2 separate regions of the Homo sapiens genome follow, and region 1 is linked to region 2. Evidence: chromatin loops called from intact Hi-C (ENCODE). Cell type or tissue: endothelial cell of umbilical vein. All regions are shown on one strand. Links, peaks and the distances in the headings refer to the core of each region. The heading gives the core; the rest is flanking DNA.

The links. A loop is a pair of places that touch in the nucleus more often than their neighbours do. Peaks named below come from ENCODE experiments on the same cell type or tissue, not always from the same donor. Only the 100,000 strongest peaks of a DNase experiment are listed, where the experiment ranks them.
Region 1: it touches region 2 in a loop (7-fold over the local background); 11 of 110 quality-filtered maps call a loop at or near these places.

The regions. Positions count from the first base shown.
Region 1 is chr9:122,224,045-122,234,263 of GRCh38, forward strand. It overlaps LHX6 (LIM homeobox 6), which reads right to left and starts at 4,913. Exons shown (of 10, transcript NM_014368.5): 1 at 4,613-4,913; 2 at 3,365-3,436; 3 at 2,804-2,986; 4 at 2,332-2,453. The coding sequence starts at 4,696. RefSeq lists an enhancer at 2,640-3,145. In endothelial cell of umbilical vein, for the core only: no CTCF peak of the experiment used is centred there; no DNase peak of the experiment used is centred there; H3K4me3 peaks cover 1,984 bases; H3K27me3 peaks cover 3,768 bases.
Region 2 is chr9:122,120,305-122,130,523 of GRCh38, forward strand. No RefSeq gene overlaps it. Among named protein-coding and RNA genes, the nearest start is that of MIR4478, 5.2 kb to the left of the region's middle. RefSeq lists enhancers at 4,839-5,605, 5,606-6,371, 6,372-7,138, 7,139-7,904. In endothelial cell of umbilical vein, for the core only: CTCF peaks have their summits at 2,872 (motif pointing left) and 5,025 (motif pointing right); DNase peaks (open chromatin) are centred at 2,857 and 5,057.

The DNA of each region.
Region 1 (10,219 bases), core at 1,109-9,108, 100 kb after region 2:
TGAGACAGAGTCTCTCTCTGTTACCCAGGCTGGAGTGTAGTGACGTGATCTTGGCTCACCACAATGTCCGCCTCCCAGGTTCAAGTGATTCTCTTGCCTCAGCCTCCTGAGTAGCTGGGACTACAGGCACGTGCCACCACACCTGGCTAAGTTTTGTATTTTTAGTAGAGATGGGTTTCACCATGTTGGCCAGGATGGTCTCGATCTCCTGACCTTGTGATCTACCAGCCTTGGCCTCCCAAAGTGCTGCGATTATAGGTGTGAGCCACCACACCCGGCCCATCTGGCATGTTTTATACCAACTGGAGTCAGGCCTAGAGCAGGGAGGTGGCTAGACAGTGACTGTAACCTCCATTTCCTGTCCTGGCCAAACCAATACTCAGATGGGACAGTGAGAGGAGACATCACACTCTGGTTACACACCATTAACCCCTGTCTGACTACACACACACACACACACAGCCGTCCAGATTCACAAATACGTTCTTATCACCCCCTTCATCCCTCAGTGCCTGGGTGGAGGCCCTTAAGCAGGAATGCCCCCTCAGAGGAGAGGGTGGGAGTGGAATGATGGGATTTCAGAATCCCCTCACCTCACCCTCTCACCTCCAGATCCTAGTCCAGATGTAATCCTGTCCTCACCACTTTGCGTGCACGTGCACGCACACACACATGCACACACACAGTCTCAACATTCACATACAGACACCCACTCTTGACACCCACACATGAACTAAAAGACAAACGTTGGTCCATAAAGGAACACACATGCTATCTACATACCCCCAACCCTGCCCAGTGATGCTTTCCCCAGCACTACTGCACAGATCCCAGACAATACAGACACACAGGCACTCCTTGCACACTGAGTCCTAGGCCACTTGGTTGAGCTGCCCCCACCCCACCCCAGCTGCACACTCTTCTACATCCATCCCATAAAGGAAGAGTCCGTCTCTTTAACCATGCTTCTCATGGTTTTCAGAGTACCCTTGCCCCAAATGCTGCCAACCTCCCCCTAGACTCAAGATCTTCTCTTTCCAGATCGCTGGAGGCTCAATGCCAGTGCACAGGAGGAGATCGCCTTCCACCATATTCCCTGACTCCCAGAGGCTCTTTCTAGGGCAGGGGTCTGGCCAGGAAGACTGAAGCCATGACGTCTTCCTGTGCAAGGATAGGAAAGATGTCTGTGGGTTGGAGGGTAGTTATAGGGAAGCAGCTTTCTCCACTTTTTGAGAAAGCACTTGGGAACAAGCATCCCTCTCAGGAAGTGATTCTCCACCATTCTCCTCTGATCCTATAGGCCTGGTGGTCCAAGCCTCAGGCCAGTTGATGCCTCCCACTGGGATCAGCAGACAAGGCCATGACCCTGCAGTGACCTCGACCCCATAATCAGGTCAGGTCCGGGCTTCATGGCTAGAAGCGAGGCCCAGGCGAGTGGCCAAGACGCGGCAGGACAGGAGGATGCGCCTGGCTGCTCTCGGCTGCTGGACGCGGCCTGCAGTAGGGAGAGCGCAGCCCGGGGTAATCCCACTCAGGGCTCCGGGTGCCCAGTTCTCCCACTTCCCATCCTGGCGGCCTAAAGGCAAGGCCTAGACCCTGGAGAGGCCAAAGTCGGGCCAAAACAACAGCGAAGCTGGGACTGGAACAGGCGCTGGGGGCCTGCGCATGACCCCAGGCTCAGAATGCGACACTCCAGTGACGCCGGGGAATGAGTTGAGATGGAGCCGGAGACAGAGGTTGGGGTTCAGGACGAGGCGCTTGGGTATGGGATCGGATCTGAGACGGTTGCGGCGCTGGTGCTTTGGGCTGGACCAGACTCGAACCCAGAGCGGAGCGAGGGTCAGAGCCAGGGCAAGAGTCCGAAGCCCAGCTCAGCGTCCAGCCCGCGAGAGACCCCACCATGAATGACGTCCGAGTAGGGTTGGAACTCGAAGCCCGAACGCACTGGAAATGCAGCCGGACGACGGCTGGGATCCGAGTGGGTCCGGGCCAGAAATGGGGACCTCAGAGCTCCACCGAGGCGCTCGAGGTCAGAACTGAAGCCTGAGACTTAGGCAGGACCCGAGACAGAGCCAGAGACGATACCGAAACCCAATGGACCGCGAGGACCGAAGGCAGATCCGGGGCGCAAACCTGTGCAGGCACTGGCGCGCTGCCTGGAGCTCTGGGTTCGCGCCGCTGAGCGCCGGCAGGTTGGACCAGCGCTGCGCGCCGGAAGTGCACTCGGGACGCCGGGGTTCTGGAGGAGAGACCACACGCCGCAAAAGTGGCCTCCGAATGCGCCCGGGGCCTGCCCTCGGCGACACTGCTGGCTCGGCGGCCGCAGCCTACCTGAAGTAGTCCATCTTGCAGAAGATCTCCTTGTTCTTGATGTAGCAGCTGTTCTGCTGCCTCAGCGACGTGCGACACACGGAGCACTCGAGGCACCGCACGTGCCAGATGAGGTTGTTGACCTGGGGACGGGGCGGGGACGGAGGTCGGCTCAGCGCGGGCCTCTTTCACTCCGGGCCCCAGCCTTCCCGGTCTCATTTACAGTCAGAGGCGCTGAAGCTCAGAAGGTGCATGCGATTCCCCTATTTTTCTCCCGTAATACTGAGACTCAGGGAAATGGAAATAAACTCTTCTTATTTTTCAGACGGAACCCGGGGGCTCAGGCAGACCCTAAGTCTTGCCCAAAGCTTCGCAGTCGGGCAGCAGTGGAGCCAGGATTTGGAAGTAAGAGGACCTGCGGTGCTTCCCTGCAGTCTCCTGCGCTGCGTCCCACGCCCCGACAACACGCACGCAACACCTACCCCTGTCTCACCTTGAGCAGATATCGGTCCAGGATCTCGAGGCCGCAGCTGGAGCAGATGTTCTTGCCTGCAGACGGCACGGAGGAGGCGGCAGAGGGCGGTGAGCAGACAGATGGCGTGCTGGGCGTACATGGGGAGGCCTGACCCTCGTCCTTGTCCAGAGCTCCTGCCAGGGCCTCGGCGTCAGACTGAGCCTGCGGCGGGGGAGAGAAGGAGAGGAGCGCTGATCCGGGCACCCAGAGTTGGGGCTGCCTTGGAGACAAATCTGGGGCCCCCGAGCACCAATTGACAACGAAATCTCCCCAGGACAATGCGCCGTAGACTGAAGGACAGGGATGGAAGGGCCTATTGGAGAGGAAGGGACGGCCCCAACTTTTAACACGCGCATTCTGGGTGCTGGGAGCGGTTAAAGCCAACATTCCCTGCCGGAAAACCGAGGCTCAGAGAGGGGCGGCGCCCGCCGGGAGTCCCCCAGAGCGTGAGCAGCAGTTCGTGGCCGGAAAACCTGGCCAGGTCCCCAGGGCCGGGCCGCTGGAGGACTGGGCACCGCAGGCAGGGCCAAACGGACTCACCATGGCGGGCGGCGCGGTCCCTTCAAGACAGCGGGTGGTCGCTTTGCAGCCGGACCCTGGCTGGGCCATCACCTGGGGGAGGGGGGGAGGGAACGCAGGCGGCGGCGGCTGCTGAACTGGCTCCGCACAGCCTGAGCCCAGCGCCTCCCCGCGCCTGTTATATAAACCGGCGCCGAACAATGAGTCCTAACTTTGTAGTGGGCATTTAAAGCCCTTCCCCACAAAAGCGGTGTCTCTCTAATGAAGCAATTTGAATTTGGATTGGATTTTTTCCCTCTCTCTCCCCCTCTCCCTGCACTTAACCCGTGGCTCTTGAAGTAATCGCTTAGTTCCCTTGCAATCCAAGCCTCTGAGGGGGGAAGAAAAACACGCGCACACACACACAAACTACCTGCAATTAGAAATTGTCGTGAATGCCCAAGATAAGAGGTAGCCAGAGTGTCAATTCCAACTGTCAATCAGTGAGATCCATCAGGCCGCCCAAAGAATTGCAAATTTGATTTTTTAATGGTAGTAATTAAAAATCGAATTTTTTCTCTCTCCACCCGCCCCCCCACCCCACTCCCCTTCCTCGCTCCCTTCTCCTCTCGGCACAAAATGCAAAAAGGAGAAAAGAGAGAAAGAAAGAAAATAAAAAAGAGATGGGTGAGGGGCGGAGGGTGGTTGAAGAAAAGAAAACCCCGAGCGCGGTGAGCACCCGCCCGCCCGCCCGCCTGACACGCGCGGCGAAATTGAAGCAGCTATATTGACACGGATTCAGGCGCCTTTCGAGGGCCAGTCGGAGGGAAACCCGGAGCAAAAAGAGAGCGAGATCGGGGCGAAACGGGACCAAAAAGAGAAAAGAGAGGCGCTCAAGGGGAGGAAAAAGCACCCTCCAGCCCCTCGGCGCGCCGGGTACCGGCCCCGCGTCGGGATTCTCAGCGCTGCGCCGGCACAACCCCCGGCGCATCGGCGCTATCAGCGCCTATTCAGACGGACAATACCGGCCTCGCCTCCTCTTGATTCGCCTGTGTCTTTACTAAATCGCTTTTTGAGAAATTCCTCCAACATTTGCATAATGTGTTCCCGCTTTCCGCGACCCCCCCCCCCCGCTCGCGCGCGCGCTCCCACACTCACAAGCACACACTCACAGGCGCACCCTCGTACCCCTCCTTCCTGCAACCGCCCGCCACCCTGCTCGGCCCGGCTGGGTCCCGGACCCTGCCCGACCCCGGCCCGGGCCGCTCACCCAGTCGTTCGCCGGCTCACCTGGTCGGTGGCGGGGCCGCCCTCGGCCGGCAGCCGGCAGCCCTCGGGCAACGCCGGGGCGGCGTTCTCATGCTTCCAGTACATGGGCCGGGGAACCTCGGGCTCAGCGGGCGCGCAGCGCGGAGAGCTGCGCCGAGGGGGACCACAGCCGCAGTGGGAGCAGAGGCTGCTGCAGGAGCAGGAGGAGAGCCGAGGCGCCGGCCCCGCCGCCCCGGGCCCGGCCTCAGCCCCCGCCCCCGGCCCGCGCGCAGCCCCGGCCTCCCTGGCTGCTGCCGCCGCTGCCTCGGAAGAAGGTCCCGACAAACTTGGAGAGGCCCCCGCCCCCTCCTTCTTCTCCTCCTCCCCCTCTTGGTAGTCCTCCTCCTCCTCTCCCTCCTCCTTGTCCTCCTCCCCCTCCAGCTGCAACGGCGGCCGCCCTGCCGCTGGAGCCCCGCTCGGTTCAAGATGAGTCATGCGTGACCAATCCCCTCCCCGCCAAGGGAGAGCAAGACACACACGACGAGGCAGAGACCCAGAGAGAGAGACACACACACAGACACAGAGACACACAGAAACTCAGAGCTGCCGACAGAGAGACTCGGAGACACGCCAGTACACAAAGGCACCGGCGGGCACACATCCACCCAGCTCTCACTACCGCTCCTCCCTCAAGGGGCACCCATCTTCCTCAGACACTGCCCCACTCACAGGTACAGGAGGGACCCATGGCCATACCATCTGCGGAGATAGATTCCGTAGGAGGTCACACGTTATTACACTGTGTTGATGCAATCCCATGCCTGGTACATTTGTGTACACACTAATGTAAGTGATTACCTGTTCACATCATTTACACGGGCACGAGGCACCACACTTACTCTCACACACCTGCACAGATACCTCTGCTCTATAAGAACCAGACAGTGCACCAGCTCCCAGGGACTGAGGTGAAACGGGAGGGTAGTTTCCCTGAATTCTCTTGGAAGGGATTGCTTGGCACATTCCCCTTCCCTTCAGGATTTGCTTAACCACACAGTCCAATGCCCATCCCTTCTTCTCTAGGGTTCTACTGACAATGAGAATGGTAGGGAAGGCAGGAAGGCCCAGGCATTTAGACAGAAGACACTGCCCCCAGACACACAGACACAGAACCTTCAAACCCAAAGATGGAGCCTTACACACACTAACGCCCTGCAGCATACACAAGTGGACACTTAGAGTCTCAGCCCCCTTCTCCACACACAAACTGAGCCTAAAGAGACACATGTAAACATACATCATCTAAAAACAAATAAGCACACTCAGACATAGATCCAGCCCTACAGACACCATGACAGCCTACCCTCACCACATCACACATGTCATCACCTCCATAATTGCCCTCATTTACAGATGTAAACACCCCCCCACACACAATTGTTCTTCCATTTGTACACACAGCCATACTCAAGAGGGCACAGATTTTCACAGAGCTCCAAACCCATGTATAACCTTATGTCCTCTACTCAGGCACCCTCAAATATGTACTTACATCCTTACAGATGGTGAGACAACTATTGATAGGCATTTATAGGCAGACACATCACACACACTTCTGCAGCCATAGATTCCCAATAGTTATAGTCTCAGTTTGCACACACACAGGCAGGTTCTGACAGGCGCAGGTAGTAGAGGATGCCTGCACACCAACACGATACTAAAGATCCACACCCATATTCCCCAAAGATACAAATATCTGTTCCTTTACTGGCATCAAGGTACACAAAAATAGCCCCAGCCTCAGCTAATGGCATTTCCCGCCCTCTGCATCCCAGTCATTCATTGCTCTCAGACACAGAAATTCAGAGTGAAAAGAGTTTCTCTTTGAACCCTAATCTTTTATACGAAGAGAACAAGTTGCAATGTGAAAGCGGGTGAGGTGTATGCATAGGTACACATGTGTACACACATACACATGCATTCTCAAACATGAATACAGAAGAACAACCCCTCCCTCTCAAATATCTCCTTTGCACATAATAATTTCAGCTACTACTGGGATTATTCCCAGTTATTACAGCTACTAATCTGTGCCAGGCATGATACGAGGCATTTTACAATCGTGATCTCATTTTCTTTTCACAATAATCCCGTGAGGTAGCATCTCTCAGCGTGCTTGTTTTACTGATCAAGAGACTGAGGTTCAGAGAGTTCATGTGATATATCCAAAATGGTGCACATGGCTAATTGCCAGAACCAAGGACTTAAAACCACATTCATCTCACATTAGAGCTCATACTCTTGATTTCTAGGCTGCAGACATGACCATGTTTACTTTCTGCACACACACATGTGCACACACACACACACACACACATACACACACACTCCACATTATCTGTTAAAAGACCTGGATGTGACTCCCAGCCTCACCACTTATAGGCTCAGCCTGTTTTCTCATCGGCAAAATGGGAATAACAATAGGACCTGCTTTACCTCCTTCTCTTCCTCCCCTTTGGGTGGCTGGGGGAATTGAAAGGTTAATAAACGTTATAGAATGCTGCACATATGCCAGATTTGTGAGTGCAGAAGGGCCCCAGGAAAGAAGACCATGAAGATCGTACTGGCTTTGCAAAACTTCTTAGACATGAGCCATGGAAGAGGCTTGAGCTAAAACTAAAGGGCAGGTGAAATTTGGATGGGTTCAGGGAGAAGAAGAAAGTATTTCAGGTAGAGAGAGGACCACAAAGGTTCAGAGGCTGGACAAACAAGCTGCTGCACTCTAATGAGGGGGAATGTGAAGCATGTGCTCCTAGAGTGATAACAATAATAACTATTTATTGAGCATTTATGTGCTAAGCCCTTTGTTGTTTACACGCATTATCCTCTTTAATCCTTGCAACTACCCTACAAAAAGGTTATATTATTATCTTTCTTTTATAGTTGAGGAAACAAGCTTACAGGAGTCCCATCTGAAGCTCTGGCACTCAGATTTTAGAACCCAAACTCTTACCTACTATGCAATTCTGCTCCTGAATTCTGATTAAGTGCTCAGATAATAAAAACTGGAGTAAGAGGCAGTAAAGTCAGTAGTGAAGCACAAAGACTCTAGGGCCAGATGGCCTTGATGCCAACCTTGGCATCTGTTTTCTATTCCCTTTATTACTTTATTACTTGGGTAACCCTGGACAAGTTCTTCAGCCACTCATCAGCCTCAGTTTCCTCATCTGTAAAGTGGGGATAACCGAGTTCAACTCCTATGGTTGTGAAAATTACGCAAATGATCCATGTAATAGGGCTCAGAAATATGCCAGGCACACAGTAAGCAAATGATAAACAGCCATCATTATGGCAATGGACCGGCTGAATCTTGTGGTTGTGATTCTACTAGGTACTACATCAAATTCTTTATGAAGGCAGGGGATGAATCAACCAAAAAAAATCAAATCTTCTCCTGAATAACTTACCTAAGGAAGATGCAGAACCATTATTCGAGCCCAGAACTTGCCTAACTTCAAAGAGGACAGAAGTGAAATTACTTTGGAAAAGAAATCTCTCTTCCAATGACTCCTGACTCCATCTTTTTCCATCAGGAAAAAGAGTCCAGATAGGAGTGACCTTGGCAAAATTAGGATTAGCAAACATAGTACCTTCCATTAGGATACTTGATTTCTTCCTATGACAAACTGTGGGTCACTTTGAGTCACTTAGCTTCTCTGAGCCTCAGTTCCTCACCTGCAAAACGGGGAATAATGATACTGACCTCTCAGAATTGAAGTGACAACTAACTATACATTAAAAACTAATATTTTGGCTGGGTGCAGTGGCTTATGCCTGTAATCCCAGCACTTTGGGAGGCCAAGGTGGGTGGATCACAAGGTCAGGAGATCAAGCCCATCCTGGCCAACATAGTGAAACTCAGTCTCTCCTAAAAATACAAAAATTAGCCGGGTGTGGTGGCAGGTGGCTATAGTCCCAGCTAGTCGGGAGGCTGAGGGCTGAGGCAGGAGAATTGCTTGAACCTGGGAGGCAGAGGCTGCAGTGAGCCGAGATTGCACCACTGCACTCCAGCCTGGCAACAGAGTGACACTCGATCTCAAAAAAAAAAAAAAAAAAAAAAAAAAAGAACTAATATTTTTTAAAGTGTTGTAGATTTATTCATTTATACAACCCTGAAGCTGTATTAAGCACCCTACATGAATAATGGCATCTTCTCACTTTGCAGTTCTTCTCCCGGTCACTAAACAGGATGTGGTCATCTGGTCCTCTGGGGTGAATTTTGCCATCTTCCCCCATTTGAGTCTAGGCCCAAGGGTTCAGTTTGAAAGAGGCTTCATTAGTAACTGGATAATTCTGTGGGAGGCCCCCAGCAATGGTTCGACCCTGCCGGGGAGTAATTCTAGGAAGGTAATGTGAGCTGGGGGAGGCTGGAGACCCAGCTTCACATTTATTTACTTTGACAGCTAAATTGGTGAGCAAGGGGGAAATCAGATGAAAGCCATTTCAGAGTAAATACTAAATACGAAATTTAAACATTCAGATTGTGACAAATGAGAAAGGGACAATGGGAAGAGACACGGCAGCACCCCCCTTCCAAGCCTAGGACCTACCCTCACCCCATCAGCTTCCTAGGTATTTCCTGTTTGAGGAAAGAGCACAGAATGGGGTACAAACTGTATGACCCTAGGCCGGCAATTTACCTCTCCTGGCCTCAGTGTCCTTGTTTGCAAAATGCGCGTGTGAATCAGCGATGTGGAAGTGACGGAGCGAGCCTGGGCGTAAGATAGACCACCAACCCAGCCCAGCCACTTCCTGGCACGCTGAACTTGGAAAAGTCACTTATCTGAAACACATTTTTCTTAATATCAATATCTGGGAACAATATCAATCTCAGAGGAGTCAATAAGATAATCAGTGTGAAAGGGATTTGAGAAGCACAAAACTCCGGGGCCAGATGGCCTTAATGTCAACCTTGTCACTTCCCTTTATTACTTGGGTAATCCTGGAAAAGTTCTTCAGTCACTCATCAGCCTCAGTTTCCTCATCTGTTAAGTGAGGATAACCGAGTTCAACTCCTATGGTTGTGAAAATTACGCAAATGATCCATGTGACAGGACTCAGAAATATGCCTGGCACACAGTAGTCAATCAATAAACATTAGCCGTCATTGTGGCACGGGCTCTCTGAATTTTCTGTTTGTTATTCTACTAGGTACCACATCAAATTCTTTATGAAGGCAGGGGACAAATCAAAGCTTCAAAGTATATGGCAAAGCAATATTGCATACCTCAAAGCATATTGCAAATGTGAACAATTATAGTTACTGGAAGTCCCCTTCCAGGAAGCTCTGACATTCGCTAAGTAAGTTCAGGTCAGCAGACATTTGTGAAGCATTTACTCCATACCAGGTTCCACACTAGGCCCAGGAAATAGAGGAAGCTGTCCTTGTCCCTGCCCTTGAGGAGCCCACAGTCTCTTAAGAGAGAAGAAAGCCAGCAACTCAGTGCAGTGTGACAGGTGCTACAAAGGGTGCTATAGAAGCAAGGAGGAGGGTCACTTAACCTGGCTTATGGGTGGTGGATCAGGAAGGCTTCCTAGAGGAGGTGACGTTTCAGATAAGTCCTGAAGGATGAGTAAGTACAGACAGGC
Region 2 (10,219 bases), core at 1,370-9,369:
TTTGGCTACATCACCCAAGATGGTGCCCACTTTCCATTGCCATGGGTCTAAGAAAAGGTGAAGTTCCCTCCCCCAGCCCTTCCCTGCCTGCTGAGGGATAGGACATGTGTCCCCATTTGCAGTGGATGCAGGGAGGGCTGGAGAAATGCTCTGTGCTCTGAGTAAGGCATGTTCCCCTGTAAGTGTGCCCATGACAGCTTGTGTATGCATATGTGCATGTATGGATATGCATGTTTGTTGGCAGGGATCTGTGCACATTTGTAGGTCTGCCTTTCTACCCGTCTTGTGTTCTGGACTGTGCACATATCTGCCTTGACAGACTTATCAATGTTCACACACTGGCTACACCTGTACCTTGTCTATATGTGTGGCTGCGTGCGTGAGTCTGCTGGAGCTCAGCACTTGTGTGGCTGAGCTGTTTACACCTGTCTGAATATGAGGGGTGTGTTCACGTGTCCCCTGAACGCACACTAGTGCATGTGTCCCTTCTGTGTGTGTCAAGGCAGGCCGCACGGCCATGAGGACCATAGCCCAGGCCTTGGAAGTTTTCCACGAGCTTAGACTCCAGCACCCACTGCACATGGCAAATGGCACCAGTGACCTGCCGTGGAAGGCACAGATGCCAGAGGGCACCACTACTCCAGCAGGAGCAACACCAACAAGGCCAGCACCAGCCCCACCCATGGCCTCCAGAGATCCTGGAGCCTGGAGGGCCCAGACGAGCTGGCAGCTCCAGGCTCCAGGCTCCTCAAGGTCCCACAGACAGGCCAAAATCCAGACAGCGGGAAGGGACAGCACAAGCCGGAGCCTGGGGACCAGAGGCAGTTTGGGGGTGCTCCATGGGGCCACACCCCAAGCCTGCTCTACATATTCTTCTAGGGCTCCAGAAGTGGGGAAAACCACAGGTGGGGAAGGCTGCCCCACAGGTGTACAGGTACAGGTGTGAGGCTGACATAGGTGGGTGAAGGATCAGAATCAAGAAGAGGAGATACTTCCTGCCTGATGAGTCTCTAGCTGTCCCCTCCAGGGCGCAAAGCCCCAGCACCTCCTTCTCTCCTGTCTTTGGGGCACCCAGCCATGGCCCCAGCCCCTTGGGCTCCAGCAGCAGCAGCAGATACAGGAGGCTGAGGCTCAAGTGAGAGTGGCTAGAGGGCAAGTGAGCTGAGCAGGTGGAGGCCAGACCACCCTTTCCCATCCCAGCTGGCCCGGGCCACAGGTGCCACTCGATGAGGCCTCAGCTAAGCACCGAGACAGTTGCCCTCAGACAGCCCACGCCAGCCAGCTCCCTGCACCAACCGGAAGCTCCTGCGGCACCTGGCACCACCCGAGGCCCGCCTGGGAAAGAGAGGGCCTGAGAGCCAACTCAGCCTGGCACCCGGGAGGCGATGGTCTGGTGAGACTTGGGAAGCTGAAGGTCCTGCCCCAGGTGGAACTCAGAAAGATAAAGAAATGGCAGCTCAGAGATAGGAGGGGACTTGCATAGGCTGCCTGTCCAGGCAGCGGCCAAGCTCTTGTGACTGTAGAGTCCTTTATTACCCTTTCCCACTCCCAAGCCAAAATGCTGGTACCAGGACCCAACTGAGTCAGATCCATCTTCAGTTTCCCCTAGACACCCACCCAGTGGGCTCCAAGAGGCCAAATCCCGGGGACTGGACCCCTAGGACAAGTCGGTGACCCAGGGTTGCCTGCCCTTCTTTGCCCCAATACCAGGACTGCCCTGGGCCTATAACATGCTTTCCTGAATTCTGGATAGGTCTCCCTACCATAGCTCAGAGAGGGTTGCCCACTTGCCCAAGATCACACAGCCGGGGAGCTGGCACCGGACAACTGGCCCGTGGGTGTTCTCCTGTGTCACTGTCCTCGGCTGCCCTGGGCTGGCCCAGCTTCTGAGGGGAAGGGGCCCTCCACAGAGGTACTGTCTCCCCAGGCCACCTCTTGCTCCTGCCCTGGCTTCAGCTTCCCTGCCACCCACCAGCAGTGATCAACTAAAGCCACACTTTGTCAGACATGGAATGAGGCTCCAACCCTGACTCCTTGTCCCCAGCTGAGGCCACCAGCAGCCACCAGCACACCAGCCCCTCTGAAGATCTGATGGCGGCCCAGAGCCAGGAATCAACTGTCGTGACCCTCACATTGCCCCTCCCACCAACTGGCACCAAAGGACTGCAGACCCACAGGGCAGCACTGGGAGGCATCCCAGGATAGGGTGGGGCTGCCTCAGAGACCTGAGGACCAGCAGTGCTGAGGAGACTCTCATGCTCTTTCCCTCCTTGTCTCGATGAGCCCTGAGGCCCAAAGAGGGCACAGGTGCTGACATGTCCCAGAGAGGGCAAACAGTGGCAGGACAAGGAGCCTGCACAAAGAGCCAGAGCTCTGCCCTGGGGGCAGACAGAAGAGGCAGAGGCAGCCCCACCCCCACCCCAGTACTCCCCGTAAGAGGAAGCAGAGGCCACCTTCACAGACGGTCGCTGCAGGCAGGTTTAACCCAAGCTCATGGGATGGTCTGTCCTCACTCAGCTAACCTTGCACACGCCTGTAGGCCTCCTCGGGCTAGCATTCTGTGTTCTCACCACATGCTATACCTGTGCCATTGACCTTACTCACTTAACACACTTATTGTGGTCAGATGGGGGGTGTCACATTGAGCTGGGAAGGCGGTAAGGGGATGCAGAATGAAGGGGATCCCAACAGGGTCCAAGAGAATATGATGTCCAACTGCCCCATTTTGCGGAGAAAGAAACTGAGGCCCAGAGAGCCCAAGGACGCATCACAGATGAAAACAGCATCTGGAAGCCGACTCCTTACAGAAGCCTGAGCCCACGCAGGACCTGCTTTTATGCTGCCCCCTTGTGGTCAGAGGAGGGACTGCCACCCAGAGGCGCCCCCTGCCTTGAGTCCACTGAAATATTTGGTCTCCTTTTCTCCTTCTGAGGTCAGCTCGCCTCAACCCTACCCCAGGGTCTTACTCCCTCCTTGTTTGTAGGTCCGGAGGATCCTCAAGGGCAAAGGGCACCCGAGTGTCCCCACCAAAGGCTGGCCCCCTTGAGCAGAGATACGTGGAGAGGTGACCAGCTTTGCTTTACTGAGCCTGCCTGGCAGCCCCACAGCCATATCCGGGCCCCCTCTTCAGTCCTCATCTCCGTGCCTCCTCTTGTTTTCTACATGACTAATCATGTCCTCTTTCTTGGAACCCCCTCCTTCCTTGGCCCCAGTGATGCCACACTCTCCTGGGTTTCCTCCAGTCTTCCTGGGTGTTCCTTCTCTCTTTTGTGGGCATCTTGTTCCCCTCGGTCCCAGCCTGTTGGTGCCCCCTGAGCCTCTTGTTTTTGCCTGGATTTGGAGCTGGGCCACCTAGCCGGCAAGCAGGTAGACACCTCAGGGCACCATCAGACCAGGAGCATCAAACAAGGAAGATGAGGAGGAAAATGTGTTTCTGTGAACCCATGGATGTGATGATTGCAAACGTTTTTTGTTTTTATTTTTATTTTTGTTTTTTGAGATGGAGTCTCACTCTGTTGCTCAGGCTGGAGTGTAGTGGTGTGATCTCGGCTCACTGCAACCTCTCCCTCCCAGGTTCAAGCAATTCTCCTGCCTCAGCCCCCCGAGTAGCTAGAATTACAGGCATGCGCCACTATGCTCGGCTAACTTTTTGTATTTTTAGTACAGACGGGGTTTCACCATGTTGGCCAGGCTGGTCTCGAACTCTTGACCTCAGGTAATCTGCCCATCTTGGCCTCCCAAAATGCTGGGATTACAGGTGTGAGCCACCGTGCCAGTCCAAGAGTTTTGTAAGGCATGTAAGTGTTACATTTTATAATTTAATTTAGACTCCTTTTTGACTCATGGGGGTGAGGTGAACACCATATCTTTGGTGCTTAGGGCTTCCAAGGACCTTTCCTGGGTGGCCTCAGCTGTGCACTGCCTTCAACCACCTGTCAGTAACCTTCCAACTCCCAAGTGAATATCTCCAGGCCTGATTTCAACTGCCTCCTGGATACCTCTCCAGACATCCCCTTGGCTCTCAGGCTCTAGGCTGATACCTCTCCAGACATCCTCTCCAGACATCCCCTTGGCTCTCAGGCTCTCAGGCTCTCAGAGCCACATCAGACTCATCATCTCTCCCCCAGGCCCCTTTGTCAGCACTGATATGCCCCAAGGTAACTTCATCTTCCGGCTCCATGCCCACCATGGCCAATTCCTCACCAAAGCCTGGCGAGTCCATCTCCTTAATAGCTCTGGGATCTGCGTCGTTCTTGCCACCTCACTCCTGCCCCTGTCCTGGTCCAGGCCACCACATCCCTCCCGTCTGGCCCTCCTGCCTCCTTAGCTGGTGCTCACATGCCCATCTGACCAAGTCGCTTCTTAGCTGGTGCTCCTTAAGCTTCTCCTTAGCTGGTGCTCACATGCCCATCTGACCAAGTCGCTTCCCTGTCTGGGCCTGTCTCCAGATCCCTGTCCCCCAGAATAAAGCCCACACACCTAATACTGGCCTCGAAGACCTCCAAGGGGTGGCCTGGCCACCCTCCACAGCCTCATCTCCCGCCACCCAGGATCTCCCCTGCTGTTTGAGGTGCTGAGATGCTGTCAGAGTTTGATGACTGACAAACAAACCAAACAGGAGAGTGGCTGGGCTGGGGTGAAGTAGGAGAAGACTAGACATACCTCCCAGAGCTCTTCAAGCTGGTGATGACCTATGAAGTTGTCCACTCTGCCACTAAAGACCACCAATCTGCAAGTGGTCCCAGCCCAACTCGTACTCCTCCCATGATAAGGAGCTCCGCCCCCTCACCATCCCTGGACTGGTCCTTCTGTGAGCAAGTTCTGCTCACATGTTCTGCATTACATGCAGATTGGGGTAGGGAACTGGAACTCAAAAGACCCTCGACCCTAGGAACACAAATTCCTTTTCCTCCCTGAAATCCCATCCCTGGGAGTCCCAGTTCTCTGGGTCTGGGCCTGGGCACCCGCATCGTGGCTCAGCTGTGGTTCTAGGAAGCTAGCCAGAGCCTGACAGAGAGATTGCCAAGACAGCCGCCAGAGGGCAGTGCTGCCCCACACACGCCCAGGGGCCAGCCTGCCTTTGTGTCTCAGGCTGCGTGGGTCTTTCAAGGAGAGGCTGCGTGTCTATGTTTGTGTGTATGTGACTGTGGGAGTCTATTACTTTGTGTGTCTCTGGCGGCAGGGTTGGGGGTTGTCTAGGCCAGTTGGTATATGTGGTTGTCCATTTTTGCTCACGTCTGAATACCCCAATTTCCATCCCAGGAAGGGGTGCAGATGCCTGGTTACTCAGTGGGGCCCCAGGCAGGACGGGGAGGAGCACGGCCATCCTCTGAAGAGCCCTCGCCACCATCACCCCCACCATGAGCCTCCAGCCAGACTGGGCCTCAGGTACTTGTCAGTTAAGTCAATGACCCAGTGACAAGGACCAGTTAGTTGTCCTTGTCACTGTCTGGAACCAGGGCCAGTCCTGGTCTGTGGCGTCCAGGTGCTGCAAAGCCCCAGTCCCTCCCTCCCAGCCTCCTCTCCCCTCCTGCCCACCATCACCATACAACAAGGACAGGGAGACTATACCCCCATATCACAGTGGAGGTGTCCGTTTGATCAGCCTTGAGCTGGACACCAGAGCTTCCTGGTGACTCACCGGCAGCCCCCAGGCTGGTCAGGCCCGGGAGAAGGACGCCAGTGTACCCTGCCTGCTGCTGTACCTGCAGGACATGCCTGGACACCAGCGTGCTCTGGGAGGGAGCTGTCCTGTTGCCTGCGGTGGTGGGGACAGGGGAAGGCTGCTCTGAGCTGTACTTGGGATGCGTCTGGGAAGACAGGACGGGCGTGCCAGCAAGAGAACAGCATGTGCAGGGCAGGGAGGTGTGAGGGCGCAGCCTGGGCAGCCAAGGGGCCTGAGCCGCAGGATAAGTGGATCTGGTGGCATGCGGGAGGCGGCAGAGGCAGCGGGCAGGGAGGGGCCTCTCTCCCCAGCAGCTTGGTTGCGGGGACGAGCCAAGCCACCCCATGCTCACAGCCAAGGCAGGGGTCTTGAGACCCGCCTCATACCTCTGTGACCTCCAAGGAGCAGACGGTCCCCGTTACTGCCCCTGCTGTACCCAGGGACCCAGGAACGCAGGGAATGTGAAGCTGGAGGGGGAGGGACAGCGACTGACATTCTAGACCGGTGATGCACCCAGATAGAGGCCTAGAGCGAGGAGAGGAAGTGCGGGGCACAGAATAAGTAGAGAGAGAACAGAGGGAGAAAGAGACACCGGGAGGGGAAGGGAGACAGAGACGGGGAGTCGGAGGAGGGAGCGGAGAGAACCGAGGGAAGGGGTTGCCAGGAGGAGGGGTAGGGAGAACTTTCTTGGCCTCCCTGCTCGCGCCCTCCCGGGCAATCAGGCCGGCAGGAGGCAGGTGGTCCGGGGCAGACAATGGCGCGGAGGAGTGCGGAACCTGGGACTAAATTTGGCGTTGCCTTTGCAGGGCGCGGGGCGCCCGTTCATCTCGATGCAAAGGAGAGACGAAATGAATATGCAGCGCGGGCTGTAATTGGGCCGCCGCGGCCGCCGCCGCCGCCGCCGCACTATAATTTTCCAAACAGGATCTTGCAATCAGGGCCTTATTCATTAGCGCATAAACAATTTTGTTTCTCGGCACTCGAGCCTGTCAATCACGCGGAGAGGGAACATCTTGGCCGGAGGCGCGGGCCACCGTGCGCGCTCCCACGCGCGCCCCCTCGAGCGCCGCCAGGTGGCTTTGTGTCCGGGAGGCCCTTGGGTGCTGGGGTGGAGGGGGCCCGGGGCACGCTTCGGGGTCCACACCCCAGCCCGGCAGATGGGGGTGGGCGGCCTGAGAGAACACAGGTTTGGGGGCCCACCGCCCCGGCTTGCAATTCTGCTTCTGACCTCACCAGCTCTGCCCTTGGGCAACCCCCCTTCTCCTCCCCAGCCTCAGTTTGCCCTCTGTAAGATGTGCTCAGCGCACTCACCCCGCAGAACTAGAGGGGGCATCGGGTGGAATAATGGATGCTTTGGGTGCTGAGGCTGGGGGGTGGGGTGCTGAGGAGGGGGCCTTCTAGCTCCTTTTATTAAAGGAGGGGATCAGAGGCCCACAGAGAGCTTCTCATCCCATCACCACCCCCACCCCTCTAGGACGGCTCCTGCGACTCTGTCTAGGGAGGCCTCAGAGTGGTTCTCTAAGAGCTGGGCTGGGCACAGCCCTGGGCTCACCCACACGCTGGGGTGGGCACGCATGCGTGATCTCCCGTGCTGGCTCCCAGGAGGGCTGTGCACGCGGGGGCACCTATAACTCTACAAGCCCATGTGTGACTGTGCCACAGGCTTTGTGCCTATGTGTGTGTGTGGGGGCGGGGGCGCTGTGACTGTGTGTTCAGCTACTTGGCTGCTGGTGAGATCATGGAGCTGAGTGTGGCTGCCTAGCAGTAGCCAGGTGACAAGGACTGAAGGGGGCTGGTGAACAGAACTGTGGGGTCTTTGGGGCCCAGGTGACCTGGCAAGAACTGCAGAGAGGGCAGGAAGCCCTGAAGGGCTGTGTCTTTCAGGACAGATGACATCTCTGTCTTCTCCGCCTCCTCCCTGGCGACCCCTCCATCAGCCCCATGTCCCCAGCACAGTCATCCAGGGTGCCCAGGCTGGGGAGATAAGCAGCCTGGTTTTGCCCTACTGCCAGGCCTTGCAGTGGGGAGGGTTCACCTTCCCCACCTCTCTGACCCCACCCCCAGCCCCCTCAGTGCCTCCCTGACAGCACCAAGACTCAGCCCCATGCTCCCTCCATCAGGGAAGCCTAAAGGCCTCTGGAATTTCAGGGCCAAATGTTCTAATCAGCTCAGATTTACAGAGATCACAGCAGGTCAGAGCTGGATAGACCCATTGCATGGATGAAGAAACAGAGGCCTAGGACTGGAAACAGGAACGATACAGGCCTGGGACCCCCCCACCCCCAGCAAGTGGGGAGCAGAGCTAGGATCTGAACTCCTGTCTCTGGCCCCAAAGCAGGGGGCAAGGACCTGACTTCCCGAAGACACACACCGCCGACAAGCGTAAGCACCAGCAGACCACGGAGGCCTCCCGCAACCCGCCATGCCCCTCTCCTGCCCCCACCCCGGCATCCTCCTCCTCTGCTGTGCCCAACCCCTGCCCCCTCCACAGTCCCCACTCCACACAGAGACAAAGAATTTGAGGATGTGCTGGCAGCCAACTGACAGGCCATCAGTCTCTACCCAGACACCCTCTTCACAGTTCTAGCCCCAGCCCGGATGCCACCCCACCCGCTAGTCACCCCCAGCACCGGGCCAGGAAGGGAGGCGGCCCGGGAAGGGGCTGTGGGGGAAGGCACGGAGTCCGGAAGCCCAGAGGAACAGTCTTCAACCTGTGAATCCGGCCGCGCCTGGCCCTGCAGCCTCCCCGGCCCGGCAGCCTCCCTGCTCCTGCGTGTCCCAATGCATGATGCACAGCTGACCCCTGCCTGTGAGGGACCCAGGCCATCTGTGAGGCAGTTGCCATGAGTGACTCCTGGTGAACAGCCCATTGGCATCTCCAAGTGCTGGGCAGAGGCCAGAGGCAATGGCTTTGGACGAGGAGACCGAGGTTTAAAACCCAGCTCTGCCACTTTCTGGCTGGTTGACCTCAGGCAAGTCACCAGACTTCTCTGTGCCTCAGTTTCCTCATCTGGAAAGAAGAGCTATTTAACTCACTGGGCACCCAGTCGGTACTTGGTGCTTAGTAAACAATAGGATGAAGGAAAGGAAGGCACAGAGACCCTCCCACCTGCAGGCCAGACTTAAACCCAGACCCTAGACCCCAGAAACGTTCCAGAGCTTTCACGCATGAGGAACCCTTGCCAGGCCCCCACCTGCTGGAGGCAGCCGAGTCAGGGTTTCTAAGCGAAACTCACACGAGTTTGTCATTCTTGAAAAACAGTCCCTTTCCAAGCCCTATTTGACCTTTCCTTAATGGACCACTTGCTTTCAGGGCCCTCATCCTGGGAGGTAGGTTACTCCGCCCATGTAATGGAGACAGAACTGACCCCAGAGGGTCAAAGCCTCTTCCCCAAGGTTCTTCCTCAACTGGGAAGAAAAAGAGTCAGGACTTGAATCCACTCTTTCAAGTACTCCTGTTTCTGCTCCCATTCTTCTGCTGCCTTGGTGGGGATGGGCCTTCCAGTTGGGGACACCTGGGCTGCTCCGAGTCCAGCCTCCAGAGCTGCCAGGTCAGCAGTGTAACCAGTCACTCCACCTCCTGCAGGGTTGCTGGACTGTCATCTAGGAAGAAGATGGTCTAAATTCAAGTTCCTTAGGAAGTCTTGGTTCTGAGGCCCCCGGGGAGCATCAAAGCTCAAGCGGAGAGAAAACTGAGTGGGAGGGGGAGGAACCAGGTCTCTAAGGAGGTGTAGAGACCTAGAGACATGAGTTTCCTTGGGGACATCCCTCTGTAGATCTTACCTCATCCCCAACCTCCTCCCTCTTGGAGGCTTTACTTATATCTCAGTTATCTATGCAACATGGAGCAGGAGAAAGAGCTCAGAGGGTTACCAGCTACGTGACCTCCAGAAAGTCAGAACTTCTCTGAGCCTAAGCTTTCTCATCTATGAGAGAGGAATAGTATCCTAATAAGAACTACTACTCCACGCCAATGCACTAGCACCTAGCATAGCGCCCTGCACATAGTAAGTGTTCATTAAAAGTCTGTTGAGTGAGTGAGTGAGTGAACTGACAAAAGAGAAAGCAGAGGAAAAAGGCCTTCCATCGCCCATGTGGTTGCCTTCTCCCCAACTTCAACCTCAATCAGCTGGTACCCTGGAGGCCCCTCTGCAGACTCAGCCCCTCCCAGTGCCTCATTCCTGGTGGGTGGGACCCAGGGCCCAGGGCTGCCTTGTCCCATGCAGCAGCCACTGGCGCATGTGGCTACTGAGCACATGACATGTGGCAAGTCCAAACTGAGGTGTGCTGTAAGTGTAGGATACACAACAGTTTTTGAAGACATTGTACCCCCTAAAAAAGGAATGTAAAATATCTTATTTAATTTTTATATTGATAACAGGTTGAAATAATATTGTGGACATACGAGGTTCAGTAAAATATGTAGTTAAAACTCACTTCACCCATCTCTGTCTACTTTTGTAATGTGTTACTAGAAAATGTAAAATGACACGTGGCATGCCTCTGTGGCCTGTGCTACATTTCTATTAGACAGCAGAGGTCTGGAACACACTA